2 separate regions of the Homo sapiens genome follow, and region 2 is linked to region 1. The links are chromatin loops, found by intact Hi-C in ENCODE. Cell type or tissue: Caco-2. All regions are shown on one strand. Each heading gives the region's core, and the rest is flanking DNA. Links, peaks and the distances in the headings are about the cores only.

Evidence for each region. Hi-C counts contacts between places; a loop is a spot of excess contacts. Peaks named below come from ENCODE experiments on the same cell type or tissue, not always from the same donor. Only the 100,000 strongest peaks of a DNase experiment are listed, where the experiment ranks them.
Region 2: a loop joins it to region 1, with 2.8 times the contacts of the local background. A loop is called at or near these places in 5 of 110 quality-filtered maps.

The regions. Positions count from the first base shown.
Region 1 is chr14:96,303,575-96,314,413 of GRCh38, reverse strand. ATG2B (autophagy related 2B) reads left to right here. Exons shown (of 42, transcript NM_018036.7): 24 at 979-1,085; 25 at 1,257-1,349; 26 at 2,255-2,325; 27 at 2,796-2,872; 28 at 3,127-3,297; 29 at 4,820-4,961; 30 at 7,498-7,700; 31 at 8,599-8,825; 32 at 9,811-9,919. Among named protein-coding and RNA genes, the nearest start is that of BDKRB1-AS1, 40 kb to the right of the region's middle. In Caco-2, for the core only: no CTCF peak of the experiment used is centred there; a DNase peak (open chromatin) is centred at 5,133; H3K4me3 peaks cover 670 bases.
Region 2 is chr14:96,560,944-96,571,782 of GRCh38, reverse strand. PAPOLA (poly(A) polymerase alpha) reads right to left here. Exons shown (of 22, transcript NM_032632.5): 21 at 8,890-8,964; 22 at 4,667-6,828. The coding sequence ends at 6,733. Among named protein-coding and RNA genes, the nearest start is that of PAPOLA, 64 kb to the right of the region's middle. In Caco-2, for the core only: CTCF peaks have their summits at 4,028 and 4,243; no DNase peak of the experiment used is centred there.

The DNA of each region.
Region 1 (10,839 bases), core at 1,959-9,958:
TTTCTCTCATTAATTTCCAGTTCAACAACTTTTTATGGTAATAAAATACAATTGGTTATTTTTCAGAGGAGACTTTGAGTAAGAAGTTAGCTTTTCCTTATGTGAGAATGAAAACTAGTGCACTATGATTGCTTCTCATGTTTCTTATAAAGGAGAACTTCTTAATTGTGCTGGGAAAATAATACATTATTTAAAAACTTGAGTGTTTTCAAAATTCTTTTCTCATGAAAGCATTTAGGAAACATGAGAATATCTGTCTGACTTTCTATCTGGTAGGAGTAGAGAAGTGGTTAGGGTGAATAACCAGCTGGAAGGGAGACATTTAGCAGAACCTCCTTATTTGTTTGGATTAGAAATATGAAAGAATAGATGTTGGTGAGAGGGACTGGTTTTTAGACTGAGCTAGGTATACATTAAGGAAAAAGAGCTTCCTTCAACAATGACTTATATGAAAAACCAATCGCCCCTGCACACAATGAGTTATATAAGAAGCCAGATTGATAGTTTTAAGCAGTCTTTAGCAAAATTTATTTTTTCTGAGAATTGTTCCAAGCCAAAAAATATGAAATTATATTATGCATACATTGTTATTAATTTCATAAGGTGTGATTTTCTAAGATTTCTGTAGCATTGGAGTTGTTGGATAGGCTTCTGCATTTCAAATTCTAATTTTGCAAATACTTTTAAAAAATTTATTTTTATTATATATAAGGTGAATAACATGTCTTGATATGCATAGTAAAATGCCTATTGTAGTCAAACGAACACATCCATCAGTATCCATTACCTTCTTTTCTGATGCAAGTACTTTTTGAAACTAATTCCTTCAAAATGATGATTTTTTTCCTTTTACCGTTATGATTTTCCAATTAAATGATTTTTTCTGTGAGATATTCTGGTTTACATTGGTATTAAGGATATTATATGAAACCTTTTTTTTCTTCTAAAGCAGGGCGTTTTAATTTTTTGTGATTATAGATTTTATACTTCTTGAATATTGCTGATGAACCTGTTTTGGGATATAATCCTCCAACTTCATTTACAACTTTTCATGTTCATCTTTGGAGCTGTGCACTTGATTATAGGTAAGTTCACAAATGGAACAAAATAAAGTTTTATTTAAAATGCTACTAAATTTTGAAAAAAATACATAATTCAGTAGAGTTAAGGTTCAAATTGTTGTTGTTGTTGTTGTTTTTAATAGAGTTTCTGGAGCCGTATCAAACTGATGTTCTTTTGTTTCTCTTTGGCATTAGACCCCTTTATTTGCCAATCCGATCTCTTCTTACCGTGGAAACATTCAGTGTTTCCAGTAGCGTTGCATTGGATAAATCTTCCTCTACTCTCAGGTACCTGTGTAAACTTCATTGTATACTAAACAAAGCTGTTCGAAACATACCAATTGATATTTACCTAAACCATTTTATTAAAGTCTCAATTTTTTGTTAAACGTTCTTTTACTAATAGTTATAACCTTTTACCCAAATTACCCAATTTTTCTCAGGTGACATGTTTCATCTACCCATTTATTATTGCATTTCATTTTTAGGGAAGAAATTAATTCTGGAGATTCTTTAAAAAGTTTGCATTTTAAAACATATGGTAAACTTCCCATGCTACCTGATACACTTTATACTTTTTATTTAATTTTTTTATTTTTTAGAGACAGGGTCTTGCTCTGTGTGGCCCAGGCTGGAATGCAGTGGCATGATCACAGCTTATTACAGCTTTCAACTCCTGAGCCCAAGTGATCTTTTGCCCTCACCCTACTGAGTAGCTAGGACTATAGACGTGTGCCTCTATCCCTGGCTGATTAAAAAAAAAGTTTTGTTTTTGTAGAGAAGGGGTCTTGCTGTGTTGCCCAGGCTAGTTGAGAACTCCTGGCCTCAGGTGGTCCTCCTGCCTTGTCCTCCCAAACGGCTGGGATTACAGGTGTGAGCCACTACATCTGGCCCACTCTATCTTTATACTATAGTTTAAACCTTGTGAATTTGGGCATCTCTTTAAAAACTGCCAAAAATTTAGAATTAATTTGAGTAGATGATTTAATCTAATTCTTTACACCATTTAAATATTCCTAGCATTCATAAACAGTTTTTAAAAAATGTTAGATGACAGTTATAAGTTAGAAACTGCTTATGATTTCAACAATGTTCATACCAGAAAGAATGATGCAATTAAGCATATAGTGATTATGGGGTATGATACTCAAAGCTTAGTTTTTCAGATGTTGGTTTTATCTTTCTTGCCTCAGAATAATCTTGGATGAAGCTGCTTTACATCTATCTGACAAATGCAATACTGTCACTATAAATCTGAGTAGAGGTAAGAGTTAAAAAACAAATGGAGTAGATAAATTCTGCTTTATTTTTGTGCGTAAATAATTTTAAAGCATTTTAACTCTGGGATAATGCTAGTGAACTAAGAATCTTATTAAAGATCCTTAAAGATTAAAGGGTCTTTAAGTATATAGTGATCATGTGGTATATATTCACAGCTTCATTTTTCAGATACTGGTTTTTCAGTTTGAAATTGTAATGTTCTTATAATGCTAGTTAAGTACATCAAATTACTATATATACTACAAATTTTTATTTAAGATAATTTTTGTTTCTAACAAAAAATAAAGTGAATTTTAGGACTTCTATGGGATGAAACTATTTTCATTGCATTATAATTATTTGTAGTGCTCTCTGCAATGAATTTTAAAGGAATGCTAGTTGTATTGGGTGTTGGTTGGATACACATTTTTGAAAGCTGTACTGAAGAGATTTTCTTAATTTTAAAAATTTTAGATTATGTTCGTGTGATGGATATGGGGCTTTTGGAGTTAACCATAACTGCAGTGAAGTCTGATTCTGATGGAGAGCAAGTGAGTTATTAAAATAAATGAAAATTTTAAGTTCTATTTTTTAAGAGATTAAAAAAATTGAGTTTAACATTTTTCCGTGTACCTAATTTTGGTCAGAAATAGAGTAAGTATATTAAAAATGGATTTATTTAAATACTTTTTTTATGTAGCGAGACAGATTATCATGAATCTTATTTAATGTAAATCTATGCAAAAAAAGAAACTTTTGTCTCATTTGGAAAACATTTTCATCCCTTTTTCTGTGTCTTGTCCAGACTGAGCCCCGCTTTGAGTTACACTGTTCCAGCGATGTTGTCCATATCAGAACGTGCTCAGACTCTTGTGCTGCGTTAATGAATCTCATTCAGTACATTGCAAGCTATGGTGACTTGCAGACACCTAACAAGGCAGATATGAAGCCTGGAGCCTTTCAAAGAAGGTCTAAGGTACAGTCAGCAATGTGATTCCTCCAGTCCCTGCCATGTCGTGACATGTTTACATTATTGAGGTCTTCATGACAGTCATAAGGTAGAAAAGAAACTTTGAAAGTCATTCATCTGTTCTTTACCTTCAGAATAATGGGGTCTGAAACGGTGGTTTCATGGGCCTTTTTGGAAAACCATTCTGCTGTTTTGATATTCTTTGTTTCCATTAATCTTCCTAGCAAACATCATACTTTTTTTTTTCTAGACTTGTTATTTTCATCTGTCCTAAGGGAAGAAAGAAAACATTTATCATGCAAAAGCTTGTTCTATGCAAGTTGTATGTAAAAATGCTATGAAAAGATAGATGGCAGGTGTTAGTATTGTTACCAGAAGACTTACTTATATCATCATATTTTCCCTATTTTTTTATCTCTAAGACAATCCAGTTTTCAGTGTACTTTGTCATATATGACTTCCTTTTCCTTTCATGATGACCTGGTGAGATAGAGAGGTTAAAAATTAATAAGACCCAGAGAATTTAGATGATTGCTCTAAAGAGTAGCAGAAACAGCAACAAACCCAGATATTTTGGTGTCCAGTTCAATGCACTTTTCTGCCCCAAGTGTCACCTTTCTAACTTCTCTTATGTCCAAATTGAAGAATGTCCAGTTTGTTTAGCATTTTTTCTTTTTCATTGTTATTCTTTGTGGTCTCTCTTATGAACAGAAATCTCAGTCCCCTTAGGTTCTAGAGCCTCTGTTATGTACTCTAGTAAAGGCCTGACTGGCATCGTGTTTGTTGTCTTTTGTTCAGGATTATTTTACACTTTATTTGTGTTAATTTCTGTTTGTGACTCCTTGTTCCTGCTGTATTCTCACGATAAGGTGATTTATGACACCCCGCCTACTATTTATTCCCTTTTAAAAAACATTCTTCTTATTTTAAATTATCCCTTTCAGCTTGGAACTTGCTATTTTAGAGTCATGCTCACATATAAAAAGCACGATCTGGGTTTAATGAATCTACAGTTCACCAACCATTGGTGAAGTATTTGGTTAAGTATTTGGTGCTGGAACTGAGCTCTGAATCACCGTTTAGTATATTTCCCCTGCTGTGTGTGCCCCCTACTGTTGTTAGGTGTCCAAGAAATGAGGCCTCGTCCTACAGGGGCTTTATGTCAAAGGGATGAAAGTCATTGCAACCATCAGAGTTGAGGAGATCAAACTTATTTAGTTATCCCTTCTTTCCCAGCTTTATTGCAGTTTGTTCAACTTCCCTGTTTTCAAATGCATTGCCTCTTCAAGATCCCAGTTCACTGTGCTTGCTTTGAGGTGGTGACACATTTATTGCTCTTTGCCAGTATTTGTTAGGGTGATAATACTAAAAACTTGAAATATAACAGCTGCTGGGCATAGAAAAATGAGTAGGTTTCTATTTCTGATGTTTTTGTACAATGTAATGTATTTTTGGGATAAAATAAATGTAAGTAGTTTGGTTTTTAAGAGCATTTTCAGTTATTTTTAATTAGGTTTTTTGGCTATAGGTAGATTCCAGTGGTCGATCATCCTCACGTGGTCCAGTACTTCCTGAAGCAGATCAACAAATGTTACGAGATCTGATGAGTGATGCTATGGAGGAGATCGACATGCAACAAGGCACCTCGTCAGTAAAACCACAGGCTAATGGTAAGACCAGGACTCTTCTCAGGGAGCACTGATGTTAATGTTGGGGCTTACTTTATTTGTGTTCTCGTAAATTTAATAAGTCACTTATTAAAGACGCATATGAGTTTTTATGGATATCTGTTAATCATTCAGCTTGTGTCTACTCAGTGTCTAGTAAATAGGTAACTCTGGCCAGGCTGGTGTCGGGAATGCAGAGTGAGTAGAAGACAGTGCTTATGTTTTCTGGTAGCTTGTAGCCTAGTAAAACAAATGGGCACAAAACTGGTGCCAGTACTTAGACTGATTGATAAATGATGTAAGAAAATACTTCAACTGTGGTATATCCTCTACTGTTTGGAAAGGATTGGGATAATTTTATTAGACTTTAGTAAAGTAAGATGGCTTGGCTTTTTAAAAGTGGTTGGGATTTAGGTATGTAAAGAGGGAGGAGAAGGTAATCTTGGCAAGGTCATTAACATCAACAGAGCACAGACAAAGGCATGCATGAGCCTCAGTTATTTAGCCATGACATTCGGGTTCTTACTGAAACAAAAGTTCTCTTATTGAAAAGAATTAGATAATAAAGTTGGGTAAGCAAAGAGGGACCCAGGTGATTCAAGATCCTTGAAAGCCAAAGGGAAGCAGGTAAACATTTTAAAGCCTCTATTTCAACAGTATTTTCTTCTAATTGAATGGTCATAGCTATATCTATATATTGGGAAATCTTAATTAAAAATTATTTCATGGAGTTGTAAAAGTCTAGTGTTAACTGTTGCTGTCTTGCTAATTTAGGATAAATTAGAACTAAGGAAGCAAACTGGGGCTTTTAGTGTTCTATGTACTACATTATTTGTAATAAATGTTAGCAGCTAGGCTGGGCACAGTGGCTCATGCCTGTAATCTAGCACTTTGGGAAGCTGAGGCAGGTGGATCACTTGAACTCAGGAGTTTGAGACCAGCCTCGGCAACATGGTGAAACCCCATCTCTCCAATTAAAAAAAAAAAAAAAAAAAGCTAGATGTGGGATGTGTTGGCAGGCGCCTATAGTCCCAGATACTTGGGAGGCTTAGGTGGGGTGGGAGGATCACCTGAGCCCAGGAGACGGAGGTTGCAGTGAGCCAAGATTGTGCCACTGCACTCCAGCCCGGGTAATAGAGCGAGATTCTGTCTCAAAAAAAAAAAAAAAAAAAATATATATATATATATATATATATATGTGTGTATATATATATATATATATATGTATATATATATTTATGTATTTATATATATATGTATATATATATTTATGTATTTATATATATTTATATATGTGTGTGTGTGTATATGTATATATGCAGCTACCTTAATTACATGGGAAAGAATATTTAGTGATTATTTACTGGGTGGCTTCAATATACAAGATTCTGTACTAGGCCCTGGGTACCTGTAAGGATGAGTAATTCTGAGGTACTGCTGTAGAAGAATCTAAAATCTAATCTGTGAGTCTCTTAAAGCCAGTATGTCTCTTGATTCAGCTTAGTGTTCTCAGCCTCATCACAGTGTTTGGTTTTAATGAATGAATGGGAAAAGAATGAGTGACTCTTAATATGTAATGTAAACATATTAAAATATATGTTGACATGCAGATTTTGGTGCACATGTAATCTTTTGCGATAGCTACCTAAGATTAGGTATCCAGTTTGGGTATCCCAGGCCCCAGGAAGAGGTCTTCTTTTCATACTTGAATCACTGCCTCCTCTGCCACCTAATGCTTGCTCAACAGCTATTCTTCCCTCCCCTTCCCCTTCCCTCCCCCTACATTTAGGCTCTGCTAAATGTAACCAGTTTCCCCTCACATTGTAATATTGTCCAAGAAGTTTCTTCCAGAGCTCCGCCTATAGGACAGAATTGTCAAAGGTGAAATTCTGGGTAAAGCAAAACTCCACTCAACACTAACCAGCAACTGCTGAGCTTCCCCAACGCCAACTAACTGGGAGGAAACTGTCTTTGTGACATTGCCATTTCGAATTTATCATTTGTCTTTTTATTAGTTGTTGTTTTTTGTTTGTTTGTTTGTTTTTTTGACAGGTTCTTGGTCTGTCACGCAGGCTGGAGTGCAGTGGTGTGATGTCAGCTCACTGCAACCTCCACCTCCCGGCTTCAAACAATTCTCCTACCTCGGCCTCCCAGGTAGCTGGGACTCAGGTGTGTGCCACCATGCCCAGCTGATTTTTGTATTTTTAGTAGAGACAGGGTTTCATCATGTTGGCCAGGCTGGTCTGTAACTCCTGACCTCAGGTGATCCACCCATCTCGGCCTTCTAAAGTGCTGGGATTACAGGCATGAGCCACCATGCCTGGCCTATTAGTGGTTTTTGATGTATTTCTGACTCTTGCTGAGGTGTTTTGGTGCATGTTACTTAGCTCTCTTTAAGCCTCAGATTCATAGACTTATTTTAGGAAATAAATGAGATATTGCAGGTAAAAGCACACAACATATATCTGACACATGGTTAAAATGCTTGTTGTTGTTGATATTTCAAAGTGTGCCAAAATGTTGTAATCTTTTTATCTAGGTGTTTTGGATGAAAAATCTCAAATTCAGGAGCCATGTTGTTCAGACCTCTTCCTGTTTCCTGACGAGAGTGGGAATGTATCCCAGGAGTCCGGCCCCACCTATGCCTCATTCTCTCACCATTTCATCAGTGATGCAATGACAGGTGTGCCCACTGAGAATGATGACTTTTGCATTCTTTTTGCACCAAAAGCAGCCATGCAGGTAATAAATTAATAACATTATTGAAGCCTTGAATGGTGTTACAAATGAATTGACCAAAGGGTACCTGGAGAAAATTCTGTTGATTTTGTAAATTCTTTATAGTTCAGAGTTACTTTTTTTTTTTTAATATACTATTGACAGTTGGTGAATGGTTACTGTACTATTTCTGTGACACATCTAAAGACTCAGAGAAGAATGCTATTTGCAAAATTTCCAACATAGATTATTGAACTCCAGATTTTTTATATAGTAAGATGACTATTCAAGGATCGTGAAATTAAATGGCAGAAGGATCTGCTGGACAGAATTGCTAGTCCAAGAATCGGGAAAGATAAGATGTGGTTTGTGTGAAGGCTGATGGTTGGGGTGTGTTTGTGTGTATGTATAGATATAAGTGTGTGTGTGTATGTGTATTTGGAAACTTTCCAGGAATTGTCCAGTAGGTGACCGTATTTGTTTACAAAGTTCTGAGAACCTTCTGGTTAAATTTTTAAAAATCCAAACAATCAAACTCAGGATAAACCTATTATTAAAAACATGGTAATATCATCCATATGTTGAAATTTGTTAACTTTTGGTTTGCAGTATTGACTTTAAACAAAAAAAAATACCCACACACTAAATTTGTGCTTTTTTATTATCAAACAAGTAGTGAAAGCCGAATTGTAAACCATAAAAAATCCTTATGGAGTGGTTTACGTAGAACAAAGAGAGTTTATTTTATGGTTAATAAAGCAGAATATCTTTGTGGTGACTAATGTCGGTAACCATCACCTTATTTTATATACTGGAATTATTAAAAAGAATGTAGAAGCAAGAATGCCCCTTGAGATGTGCAGCATAATCAGTTGTTTCTAATTAGAAAAGAGAGTATGTGTTACCTGTTTGTTTATTTTAGGAGAAGGAAGAAGAACCAGTTATAAAAATCATGGTTGATGATGCAATTGTGATAAGAGACAATTATTTCAGTCTGCCCGTTAATAAGACCGATACGAGCAAAGCCCCCTTACACTTTCCCATTCCTGTGATTCGCTATGTGGTGAAGGAGGTCTCTCTTGTCTGGCATCTTTATGGAGGAAAGGATTTTGGAATAGTCCCTCCCACTTCTCCGGCTAAAAGTTATATGTAAGTTAATTTCTATATAAGTTTATTTGGGAGGCCAATATATTCTTTTCTTAGAAAAATAGAATTTTCCATTTCCCCTTTAGAGAGAAAAAAGAAAAATAGGATTTATCATTTTAAGAATTATTAATAAAGTAGTATTAAAAACTGTAATTTAAATGTTACTCTCACAGTTTTCCAATTGTGAACTTATTTGTATTATTTGTATTTTTACTAAAATGTTGACTCTCATCATTTTCATTCAGCAGAAATTTTCAGGTATCTACCATGTACCTATTTCACAAAAATGAGTAGGTCCTGTGAGTCATGTGAGTGACAGAGGGCAGTGAAACGCAGGAAGTGTGTCAGGAGGTGGGGTCGGGCATGCCCTGTCCCCAGCATTCAGCAGGGCACTGAGCAGAGAGCCTGTGGTCATTGAGCGCCTGTGAGACGAGTGCAGTGTGCCGGTCGCTGGGAGAATCAGGTGGACAGAATCCCTGTAGGGGGCAGACTTCCTTATTGAGGTGGGGCATGGCATGGAGGCTGCGTGGAGCAGTAACATTTGACACTATAGTTCAGCAGCTTTTTCTACTTAAAAGCGACTTTAAAACACGTCCAACTTTACTATAATTATTTTGTGTATTAGTTGGGATTCCTAGGACTTGTGTTCTGACTATAAAGGGTTTCCAAAGTAACAAGAAGCTTATAAGGAGGTCTCATTTCTAAGTGTATCCTGTGATACGGATCCCAGCATCATAATTAGCTTTTCCTGTAGTTTTGAGTATTTAGCAAGCAGGTGATTACTCTAATGGCAATAATGAAACGCGTGTTTCAGTGTCTACAGAGTAAAGAAGATACGGTTTTGGTTTCTAGTAATTTGTGGCAGCGTTCTGATAGCTCTGTACTCTTACTTTGTCTTTCATCTTATCATTTTCCTTAATGTCATTCATTGACTTTCTTTGAATATTCCTTTAACAAAAGGGTTTTTTTTTTTTTTGCTCATTTTTAGTAGTCCCCACAGTTCGCCTTCTCACACACCCACGAGACATGGACGTAATACAGTATGTGGGGGAAAAGGAAGGAACCATGACTTTTTAATGGAAATACAGCTAAGCAAGGTAAGATGGCATTTGAAGGAAAAATCCACTTAAGTAGGATATTGGCGGGGGGTTCTTTTGTTATCCCCCACCACGTAGTCTTGAGCCTTAAGTCCCAACCCTTTGGATTGGAAAAGTGCAAGGATCTTGTATAAAACTCTTACCTCTTTTTCATTCTCAAATGTTCTAAGAAGACTGAGGTGTTTTTCTTTTATTTTTGTTTGTCTGGGCTACCGCTAGAGCGGTGGTTCTCACAGTTGAGCAAGCCCAGAATCCCCTGGAGGGCTTATTAAAACACAGGTTTCTGGGCTCCACCCCAGAGTTTCTGATTCAGGAAGTCTGAGGTAGGGTCAGACTGAGGAGATGCTGCCCTAGAGCATCTGTCTGGGAAAGCCTGTGTTTGGACAGTGCATCTGGCAGGTCCTTTGTGAGACTAGAGACCAGTAGGGCCAGACTACTGATGGCATCACACGCATTTAATTCTACCAGCTTGTCTGAGATTGTACCAAGTGTCATATTTTAGGATAGTTAGCATGGCAATATTGTAGTGATGACAATTCCCTGTATTTAATCATATCTGTGCCTCCTTTTGGAACTTGAACCCTGCCTCTGCTGATTCATTTTAAAGCAATTTCATAGGTATGCAAGATAATAATTTTATGTCTTATTCCTATTGAGAATTTTCCTTGGAAATAAGGGATTTTACCAAGGTCAAATAGAAATATTAGTCAAGCTTCTCTGTGTATGGTAGGGTCCACATAGTCCCCCTTATCCACAGACATACATGGTAATAGCCTCAGTGGATGCCTGAAACTGCAAATAGTACTGAACTTTATGTATACTGTGTTTTTCCTATACATACATACCTATGATAAAGTTTAATTTCTAAGTTAGGCATAGTAAGAGATTAACAATAATGAATAATAAAATAGAATAATTAT
Region 2 (10,839 bases), core at 1,225-9,224, 260 kb before region 1:
TCAAATAACAGGGAATGAGTGATGTGCTAACATACTCTAGCTATAAAACACATCCCTACATCTGACTTTGGATAAGAAAACCAGCTAGTGACTCCTGAGTAATGTTTTGAGGTCCCCTGTTAAATGAAGTAGAGATGGGTCATAACTGGCTTCTAAGGAGACTATGGGGATTAAGAAAATCGCCTTGAGCCAAGCTAAAACTTCAACTGCTGCCTAGAGATGGCAACATGAAATACAGACTCCTCTCTCAATGGAAATGGTTGAGCAGAGGCCGTCACAGACAAAATGAACGAGAAGGCTCATTAGGTGCCTTCTACTTTGAGACTTTAAAATTTAAACATTTTAAATGTAAATTTTTAAAGAAGACTGGTTATTTTCAAGGAAAAAAAAAAGTTATTCAACAATTTAGGCAGATGACAAAGACCATGCTTGGAAAACTAGCTTTACGAGAATTTTCATTGTTAAGAAACCAAAGTGTTCACGTTTGGGTCATTCAACATGACAAAGGCCACAATGGTATCAGTTTCCTCAAAAGAGAAGTCTACTAAAATAGTCTCATATTTAAGAAAACCTAAGTGAAAAACATGTAACCTAACACAGCTTAAAAATTACAGGAAAAATTTGTACCTTTAAAGTCGCATTAAAGAGAGCCAAAAAAATCTTACAGGTTATCAAGGAGACCACACAAAACATGAACAGCTAAATTGGATGCCAGTAGCCTAAGTTTACAAACAGTGATAGATGAAAAATACAGTTACAATAAGTATGGCTAAAATGTCTAATATCCCATAACCAATGCTTATTGAAGCCAATGCTTATTCTTGAGGCAGGCTTTGTATGAAAACTGTAGTAATACTTTTAAAACTTGTACTATTTTACTATAAAAGCCAAATTAGGATGAACTGAGTGCTTTAAATAATTTTCAAAAATAATTATTTTACAGTTGGAAAGTGTGTGTTGTATATGCAGAGATTTGTCCTGAGCATCTCAAGAACTTAAGGAAAAAAATGGTAATGTGAAGTAAGCCAAAGCGACAGAGAGAGAGGTAGTAGCCTAATAGTGCAGTAAAGTTCCCCTAACAGTCTTGGCACAGTGTCCAGGCATGGTCGGTTCTCAGCTGGGGGCAACTTTCTTGGCTGTGAAGGCAGATCATGCCCTCTGTCACTCATGGGGAGCAGTTCTGCCCAACTGTCTCTTTTCGACAACTTTATCATCAATCTCTTTATTAACAGCTCCACTGCAGTCAGAAAACGCAAACAAGGACCAATTCTCATGCCAGATTTCTGGAAATCACATAGCACCAGGCATCACACAGTGTGAAAGTTTCTAAGGAGGGTGCTATGCCAAGAGAGAGACAGCATCCACAAGGAAGAGCACAAAGTTGGGACATTTTACGTTTTTACACACACACACACACACACACACACACACACACAATTTCTGATGCCTAAAACTGAAAAGAACCCCAAAACTCACATATGTGTGTATGTATGGGGATTGAGAGGGGCACGGTAGTGAGACAGAGATCACCTTACTCCCCAGAAATAACTTTGTTATTTTGCACTTCCAGAAGTCTTTGGGCAAAAACAGTATTATACCAAAAAAAAAAAGTTTTAACTATTTTAGGACTACATGACATTATTAGAAAACACACAAGACTGAGATAAATGTCTCCAATGAGCTGGAAAAAAAAAAAAACCATAAAACTGAAATGTTTGAATTATTCAAAATATATATTTTCAGCATGAAATCTGTTGGATCAAAAAATAACATCCTACAAATTAATTAAAGGAAATACTTCTAAAAAGCTTGTGAAGTATTTTTAAGAGACTTTAAGAGACTTAAAGATAATTTTTTAAAAATCAGGTCATAATCATATCACTAATAAAAACCATCCAGGTTATGTGAAAAATGAGGATACCATCTACACCGTTTCAAATATTGTGATGTGTGGTAATTAAAAGAGGTGAGACTTTATCATTTAACTACTAGTAACATTAAAACCAGCCCAAGACTAAAACCTACCATAACAAACCCGTTGACTTGTTTGAGAAACAAACTGACAAAAAGAGTATTATTCAATGACTACTGAGGAAGACTCTACAATTTTAAGACTGATAATACATAACTGAATTTATACTGTTGCAAAATTTTGCATTTTGCTATAGTATGTCTTAATGCTCTGACACCTGTGCTCAGGTGAAAAGGGAACGGTGCTGCTTAGACCAAGTGGGCAGTGCCGAGTTCAAGTCCAGGGTGAATCAGCTCTCTAGCGTCCAGACTCTATTTATTCCAAAATGAAAAACAAAACCAGCACACCCTTGGGCTTTCCCTAGTCAATTCTGCAACCCAGTAAGAGGGAGTGTGGAGGGCTGAGCATAAATCCATTCTCACCATTAAAAAATTAAAACAACATATAACAAACAAGAACTCTAACCTAGTGGCACAAAGCATTATTCTGTACCTTAGAAGTATCAAAGCAAAAAATATAATCCTTTGATACACACACACACGCTCTCACTCTCTGTCTCTCTCGCTCACTCTTCTGGTTCTTTACTTGAATAGACACATTTCCCACCTTACTGGTGGAATTTAAAGATACCCAGACCAGAGGAAAAAGTGACTGCACTCTTATTTATATTAAAGTATGAATACTTTGAAAGTTAACATTTTAAACAGCAGATAAACTCTAAAAACTCAACAAAAACTGTGCCCTTTGTAGGTGTGACTCTTAGCTGGATTAAAATAGAAAAAACATTAAAAGATAATTGCAGAAAAAAGCACAATAACTAAAATCACAACCTTTCACACAAATGTAAAGTTTCTGAAATGTGAACTTAAGCCTAGTCTTAATTCTACCCTTTTAAGGAAAGGCCTGTGAATTGGGAAGGGATGAAGAAAGAAAAAAATGTACTTAAAATTCCATCCCTTTCAACAGAATACTTGTGTGGTTTGATCAGCTGTAATGATGTTCCCAGAATATTGAGACAAAAGCATGTCTCCAAAGAAGAAAAGAAGTTGAAATGATTTCCCAAGTATATAAAATCACATCTAGAATGAAGTACAATCACTTCTGAAACACATGGCTCAAAAACATTGAGGCCATCTTCCTTATTTGGTGCTAATAAAAGCTATGTAAAATTTAACAAGAATTTTTAAATTGATAAGAAAAAAGAAGAATGAATTGATTCTATGAGAAATAGATATTAAACAGACCACTGGTTTCTATATGACTGAAGGTCATATTTATTACAGAACATAATATTTCATTTACCAAAGTCAGGTCTGAGTGAAGACAGCATCCATTTGTGATACTGGTTTGAAGAAAAGCTAACAAGCAAAATAATGTGGAGAAATAAAAATCAAATCAAAACATACAATTCAGGCTAAAAACCAACTAATTTTCCTTGTACTAGTCATTTTTATTAGAATAAAAACAGGTAAAAGTATATCCAAAGGATTGCTCAGTGCTGCTTCAGGTAAACAGTTTTATAATTTAAGTGCACTAACAGTATTTCTGGGACTCAATCTACAAGTTTGTATACATTAATGATTTATCTGTTCATATATCCATTACGACTTGGAGCTGCTGATCATTTATTGCCACCTTGAATGCAGCCAGAATTAATACTATGCAGAGCTCTAAAACATTTTTCTGTGTGGTGGGAAAAAAACCTGTTAATTAGAAAAATAAAAACTTTATTCTAGAATATACCCACAGCCACAAAACACAACTTTCCATTATAATTTTACTAATTCAGCAAGATGCATGAAAATGCCAAGAGGCCACGTGGATGATAAAACTCAGAAACTGTGATATACAAACTGCATCTAGATGACTATCAAAGTAGAGGAAGTACAGCCAGTTCAATTCTTTTAGTGTTAACAAGGGAGATAAGGGTAATTCCTACAATATTTTCCCTTTTACTGAACAGTCTCAGAAGTTAAATTTTGCTTTTACTAAAAAGTTATCCCACAATGCAGCCACATTCCCATTTTCATATATAGGGAAGGTTACATTAGAATTTTAGAAATGATATATGAACAACTGCATGTCCCTCAGAATAATGGCTTTGACACAAAGAGTCCATCCCTCCACCCAAAACACAAGATAACCATACCCAAGAGCTGACCATCACAAAATACACAGAGCAGCTCGCTCCTGCACCATGAGTTAAGTATCAATGCTGAGCATCTGGGGGGTTAAGAAAAGCAATATCTGATTTGCATTTAGTAAAATAAGAAACATAGAATCCTGTTGGTTGTGGTCTGTAATTCTAAATTCACTGAAAAACAACAGTGCCACCTGCTGACATTAAAGTGCTAAATGCTTTGAAAAGGACAGTACACTGTCCACAGGCATAGAATAAATATACAGATAACGTATGGTGTCTACAGACACAGAACACTTTAGAGGACGGAAGAGCTAAAATTGAATTAATAGTAACTATATTAATGTTTTCCTCCCTAAAGATCAATTATATGAAAAACAAACACCTAATTATTATCTGAGCTATAAATACAAGGCTGCTGCCAATGGCTGAAGTTAACCAGAAACAAATCTTTTCTAATGTAACCAAATTCTTTTGCAAATCCTCACTTAGAATCATACTATAAACTTATGATTACTGGAAAAAAGTAGTAGTCAAAAGAAATCAGGCAACTGTGAGATTGTGCTGTTTTTTTTTTATTGTGTTTTCAATGGAGAAATACATCATCTGTTTACAAAATAGCTCTTGAAAAATACAAGGAGTACAGATACTATAAAACAAAGCAAACTCCAGTCATGAGACACTACATACATCATGCGAAAGCAACAGTCTGATCTCCAGGTTATGAAAACTATAATTAAAAAGTCACTACACAGAAAAGGTCCAAGTTTCCAGCTTGGCAAAACTTGGGTGCAGTTACATGAAACGTTTAATAAACTGAATTGTTTTCCCCAATGTGTAAACAAAATGACAAGACTAAATCTGTGCCTGGTAATTTCAATCTAACTCTGAAGCTACACAAAACACACAGACACCTTGTACATTTCACCTGTTAGTATGACCATCTTTTTTCTTCGGTGGTGGAAGGAAGGGCAAGGTGACTGTGTAAAGCAAAGATGTGGGAAGTAGAAATATTGTTTACTAGACATTATAAAGTCATGGTGAAAAGAAAGCTTCGATTAATGCATAGCCTAAGGGGGAAAAGACTACACTCCAACTTCAGAAAATTAATTTAGAAGGATAGGGGAAGAGATTAAGTAATTGCAGTTTAACATGAAAAATGCACATGTGATAGAATGGAGCACAATGGAGGATTCATAAAACATGCTCATCAGAAAAATCTGTTAAGTCGACTTTGTCCAGATTCAGAAAGAGTAAGTTTATCAACATCTGGCATCCCTCATACTTTGTGAAGATAGATCTTCTACTGCTTAATTATGAGAAATTATTTTATTCAAAGAAAGGAGCTCTTAATCTTTTGATAAAACAAAATAAAGGAGTAGAGAGCTGACTAGATGTCAAGTGCTTGCTAGAAATGATTTTTAAAATGCTTCTACACGTAAAATGTACTGACAAATTTTGGTAAACCATTTAAAAATAAGAATTAGTTTTAAAATCTTGGAGAAAATGCCTTTTTGCCCACATTTAAAACTGAAAATCAATTTTACTATAGATAGGAGTTCTGTGGAGTGTACAAAATTCCTTTTAGAGATCAAATGGCCATCCCAGATAGATATCATGTTTCACAGGCATTACTTTTAGTCACCCTCAAGTTTCAGCCATGGGACCAAAATTTAGTGTTCTGTGCCATGTGGTCACAGGGTCATTGGTTTCACATCATGGCTTAAGAAAATACTGGCATTTTGTTTCTTACGAAGTAAGTCCTACCTTGTGCATACAAGCAAAAAGAAAAAGGAAGAAAACAGGGGAGGGAAAGGCGCAAGAAGCTTTTTTTGTTTGTTTGTTTTGAAGACAACAGATTGAAGGCAAAAGAACACAGAGCTTTCACAAGCTCAAAGAAAAATATTTGCTGGCTGATCGCTGATTTGTATGCACTATAAAACAATTCCATAAATAAAACCAATATATCATTTCTTAATCATGACCCTATCAAAACCAAGTTATTTCCTAACTATTCTTTCAATGTCAAATGTACCCTAGAGTTGACGTTTCATTTTTAAGGGTTACAGCTACCTCATAGGAACTGAACTAGATGTACTCTTACCCTTTCTCTGAAGTATAACAGTACACCACTGCACAACAGTATCCAATTTGAAGACTAATGGTAAAGAAAATTCTTCAGGAAAAACTGAAAATCCATCAAGCTGAAAATCTAAAATTAGTTCTACTTTCTAATGAAAAATACATAAAAGTGCATCATCAGAATAAGTAATTCTTATGCCAGTTTGTATTGCAAATTTTCCAAACAATGCATCAAACATAAACCCAATCCAGATGTCAATTATGAATACAAATATAGCTTGAGGTTGTTTTTTTTAAAGGCAGTAATTTTTGAAATAGTTAATGCAACTGTTGCTAACACAATAATAATAGTACTCCTGGCTTCACATACTAACCTGGACTTCCGATCAAGTGCTGATTAGCCCAGTAAGGGAGGTCACCAAAAAACCCAAATCCATTTCAGTCATGTCTAGTCTTGTACCCTCCATTCTCCTTTTTTAGCATTTGAAGACAACAGGTTGAGTTGGCAGATATTGTTTATGGACCCCTGAGGTTGTTTTTACCGATTCAATCTCAGTTTTATTGAATTCTTGATAACAGGAATAGGATTTGCAGGGAGAGCAGGGATATCAGAAAGGTCTGTACTGGATGTTTTCTGAGAATGAAAGCAAAGAACACAACATTGTTCAAAGCACCATAATTTAACAATGAGATGTATTTTCCATTGCTTTACTTCCTAAGAAACCTTCTAAGAAGAAAAGTATTACAAATTTAAAAACTCTATAATGTTGTCAAAATGGAATGTAAATATGCCTATCACATTATTTGTTCAACAAATAATGTGTTCAACAAAGGAATTTTCAAATAGGTATATTTTAATAATATTTTAAAAACTCCTAAGTAATTTCAAATAGTTTTTAAAATTGTTCCTCTAAGAATCACCTATCATATAATGCTTAAGTTACTGCTAAACTGTATTCACTTATTACAACACTAATAGCTGTAATATTAACTAGTATTGGAGCACCCCCAAGTGGGAGAATACTCAAAGCTCATTTTATATACAGAAGCAGCAGTAAATTTATTATTTTCTGACACTGTAAATTAAACAAATATATACAGCTAAGCAATAATTTAATCATCCTAAATTTTAGGTAGATTATTTTCATATTAATTAGATTAAATCACAAGCGTTCTTTAACACTAAAAAAATACAGAGATGGATCTTTAAAAGTTTTATTATGGAAAATTCCAAACATACACAAAGTAGAGAGCACTGTATAATGCATCCCCATGTATTCATTACCCAGCTTCATCAATTATCAAATCAAAGCCACTGTCCTCCCACTTTCAATTCACCTTGTGTTATTCTGAAGCAAATCCTAGAGATCTTATCATTTCATCTATAAATATTTCCAGATTTATCTCAAAACAATAAGAACTCTTTATTAGGTATAGCCACAATATTATCACCTCCCCAGAAATAAGTACGCCCCTAACATTACCAAAGATAGGAATGAATTTTTTTTTAAATCAACATAATCATTCTTCTTACATAACTGGGTGATTTTTCTCTCTATGGCTCTATGAATCCTTTCATTAGAAAGAAAATTCTACTCACTCATAAAAATATCTAAAAGGCAAATACCCATGGGTACTAATTACTATAGGGATAAATTCAGTAAGACAAAACTATGAAAATAAGTCCCGAGAGTATGTGGCAAACCAAAAAACATGCAATCACAATCACAGGACAGTTTAAGACTGATAAACAAGTTTGTCCACGTATCAATATTAAGCATACTTCCTGATGTTAGTTACTCCCCCTAAAGTTTTATTAGATTATGGAAAAGGTATTTCAGAAACTAAACATAATATTTATATATCTTTAGAGTCAATAAAAGTTAACATCTAGCAAAAGCACATGTTTAAATGATCACGTTAAAATAACTCGGAGCTGCACAGGAGCAGCAAAATATCATCATAGTACATAGTATCATATCAGTACAGCAGCAGTTGTTATCTCAGTTACTTTGTAGACATTAACCAGTTTTATCATCTATTAAAGAATATATCTACTTTGTGTCAGAATTTGAGCTAGATGTTAGGGTTCATTCATGTGAAAGGATTCAAGAAAAAAATTATTCAACAAAATGAAGGTTCACAAATCAATGAAAAAAGATTCCAGATGCCTACTGTATTCTGTATGTGAGGGTCTGTCACAAGTAGAATTGCTAGGACAAATGAAAACATAATTCTGAAGAGCTATGGGCTATATTAAATAACTAACTGAAATCAGTAGTGGAAAAATAAGGCAGAAATACATTTTTAAAATAAAAATATATTAGCCTTTGCAAAAGAAATCCACGAAGAATGTTTTTTAGTTCATTCCTAGTTTTAATTTCACTTTTGACCTACAAATAAAACCTACATATGAACCCTGTGTAAATGACTAGTGAGAATTTAAATGATTTGCAGTATCAAATAATATATTAATATAAGGGGATGGGTTAACATCGAAACAGTCCCAGAGAACGGTTCCGTCAAATCCAGGGCCCTGCCTTAAAACTACAATAAATACGTTTATAGGCTAGCAAGTAATTACTTTCAGAAAGATTAATTTTAATAGTCTTCTATGAACTCTCACTTTAATTCAATATACCACACTAATCTTAAGGACATTTACAAAATTCTCCTTGCTTTTTGCACTTAGTACCTGAGAGGCCAACAGAGAAGCCGCTGTCTGAATAGTTTCTGATTGAGTTGTACTTGTCTCTGTATCAAGTTGTTCCTGTGAGACAAAGAGGATGGGGAAGGGGGAAAAGAGACTTAAAAAAGAATAAAAGAACATAACTGGGTTTGGTGGCTAATAAAGAAGACAAACTGGAAGACAGGAGGGATCAAGAGAAAGATGTGACTACATTACAAAAACATCTAGTCAGTAGATGTTGTAGGTTATTTCACCATTTCAGATATTAATAAATTTCTATTTGCCTACTTAAATCTTATAAGGCATGGGTCAAACTAGCTCATGACTTTCCAACCAGCTCCAACTTGGGACATTTTAAGCAAACAATAATTAAAAACACACATAGGCACATCATGAAATGTTGCCCAGACAATAACAGAGCATAAACCCAAGGACAGTTCTTAGCTTTGTGGGAGGAAAAAAAAAAAAAAAAACTTATTCAATACTACTAAATAAAATAACCTCACACCTTTAATTAAAAGTAGAAAATATGTCTAAAAAAGATTTCTCCCTCCTTATGGTCTCTTCACCCCTCTCTAGTAATCAGTGCACTGATTCTACTCATCAGAAAACACAGGGTAAAGTATGTCATGCCATCACTCTAAACTTTTTAAAAGCAGTACACAAAAGAAAATAATATCTACACAAATAAATGAAAATAAAAATATAGGCCAGACGTGGTGGCTCACACCTGTAATCCTAGCACTTTGGGAGGCCGAGGTGGGGAGATCATGACATCAGGAGTTCAAGACCAGCCTGGCCAACATGGTGAAACCCCATCTCTACTAAAAATACAAAATTAGCCAGGCATGGTGGCGGGTGCCTGTAATCCCCACTACTCGGGAGGCTGAGGCAGAAGAATTGCTTGAACCTAGGAGGCAGAGGTTGCAGTGAGCCGAGATTGTCCCACTGCACTCCAGCCTGGGCGACAGAGCAAGACTCCATCTCAAAAAAAACCAAAAAAAGGACAAAGAAGAAAAGAAAAATATAAAAACTTCAATTTCAATGAAACTATACCAAAAAAAAAAAAAACGAAATATTGTTTTCTCCTATGAAATTAAAAAAGGTAAATAAGATGTAAGAAGTAGGAATGGAAGACATGCAGCCTTCCTGGAGGACAACTTGGTGATGTATACCAAACTTTAAGATAAAGCATACTATTTTCCTCAATAATTCTTCTTCCATTAATTTATGCTAAGTAAATAAACATGAATGAATGGCAGATATGGTATTTAGCTGTAACCAATATTACAGCAGGAAAGCACAACTTTCTTTTTTAAATGGAAATAATTGCTATGGATAGGAAATTGGTTGGATAAAAATAATCATAGCCTTAAGACAGCATTCTATGAAGCCATTAATAATTTTGTAGATTACATAATGATACACATACTTTTTTCTTGGTTTACAAAGTGAATCAAAATTATAAAGCAAGGGCATTATGAGGGCACACACAAAACCTAAGAGAGTTTTGTTAAAATATCCATCATAGAAATCTGGATAATTTGGGAGAAGGGGGAGAATTTCCAATTTTTCCACAAGGAAAGAAAGTTAAAAGCCTTCAATAGATTTCAATTTCTAGGGAAAAAAAATGAGTCTTTTACATTTTGGGGAAAAAAAAATTTCTTCCACCCCATCTACACCTCATTCAAGCCCCATGTACCCCAGGTTCTAGCCAAAACCTTACGCCAAAAACTGCTTCTATAATCATAACAAATTCTCAACCCAAAGAGACAGATCATGATCTCAGCCCGGACTATCAAAAATCCTATGTATCCTTTGAGGACCACTTCAAATGCTACTTCTTTCTTCAATGAAGACATGTACTGCTATTTCTGCAGTCAGAAATAACATCTTACTTTTCTTGCCCCGTGGCCCCCAGCCCTCAATTACTTTTTCTTTGATAATGTAATTAAT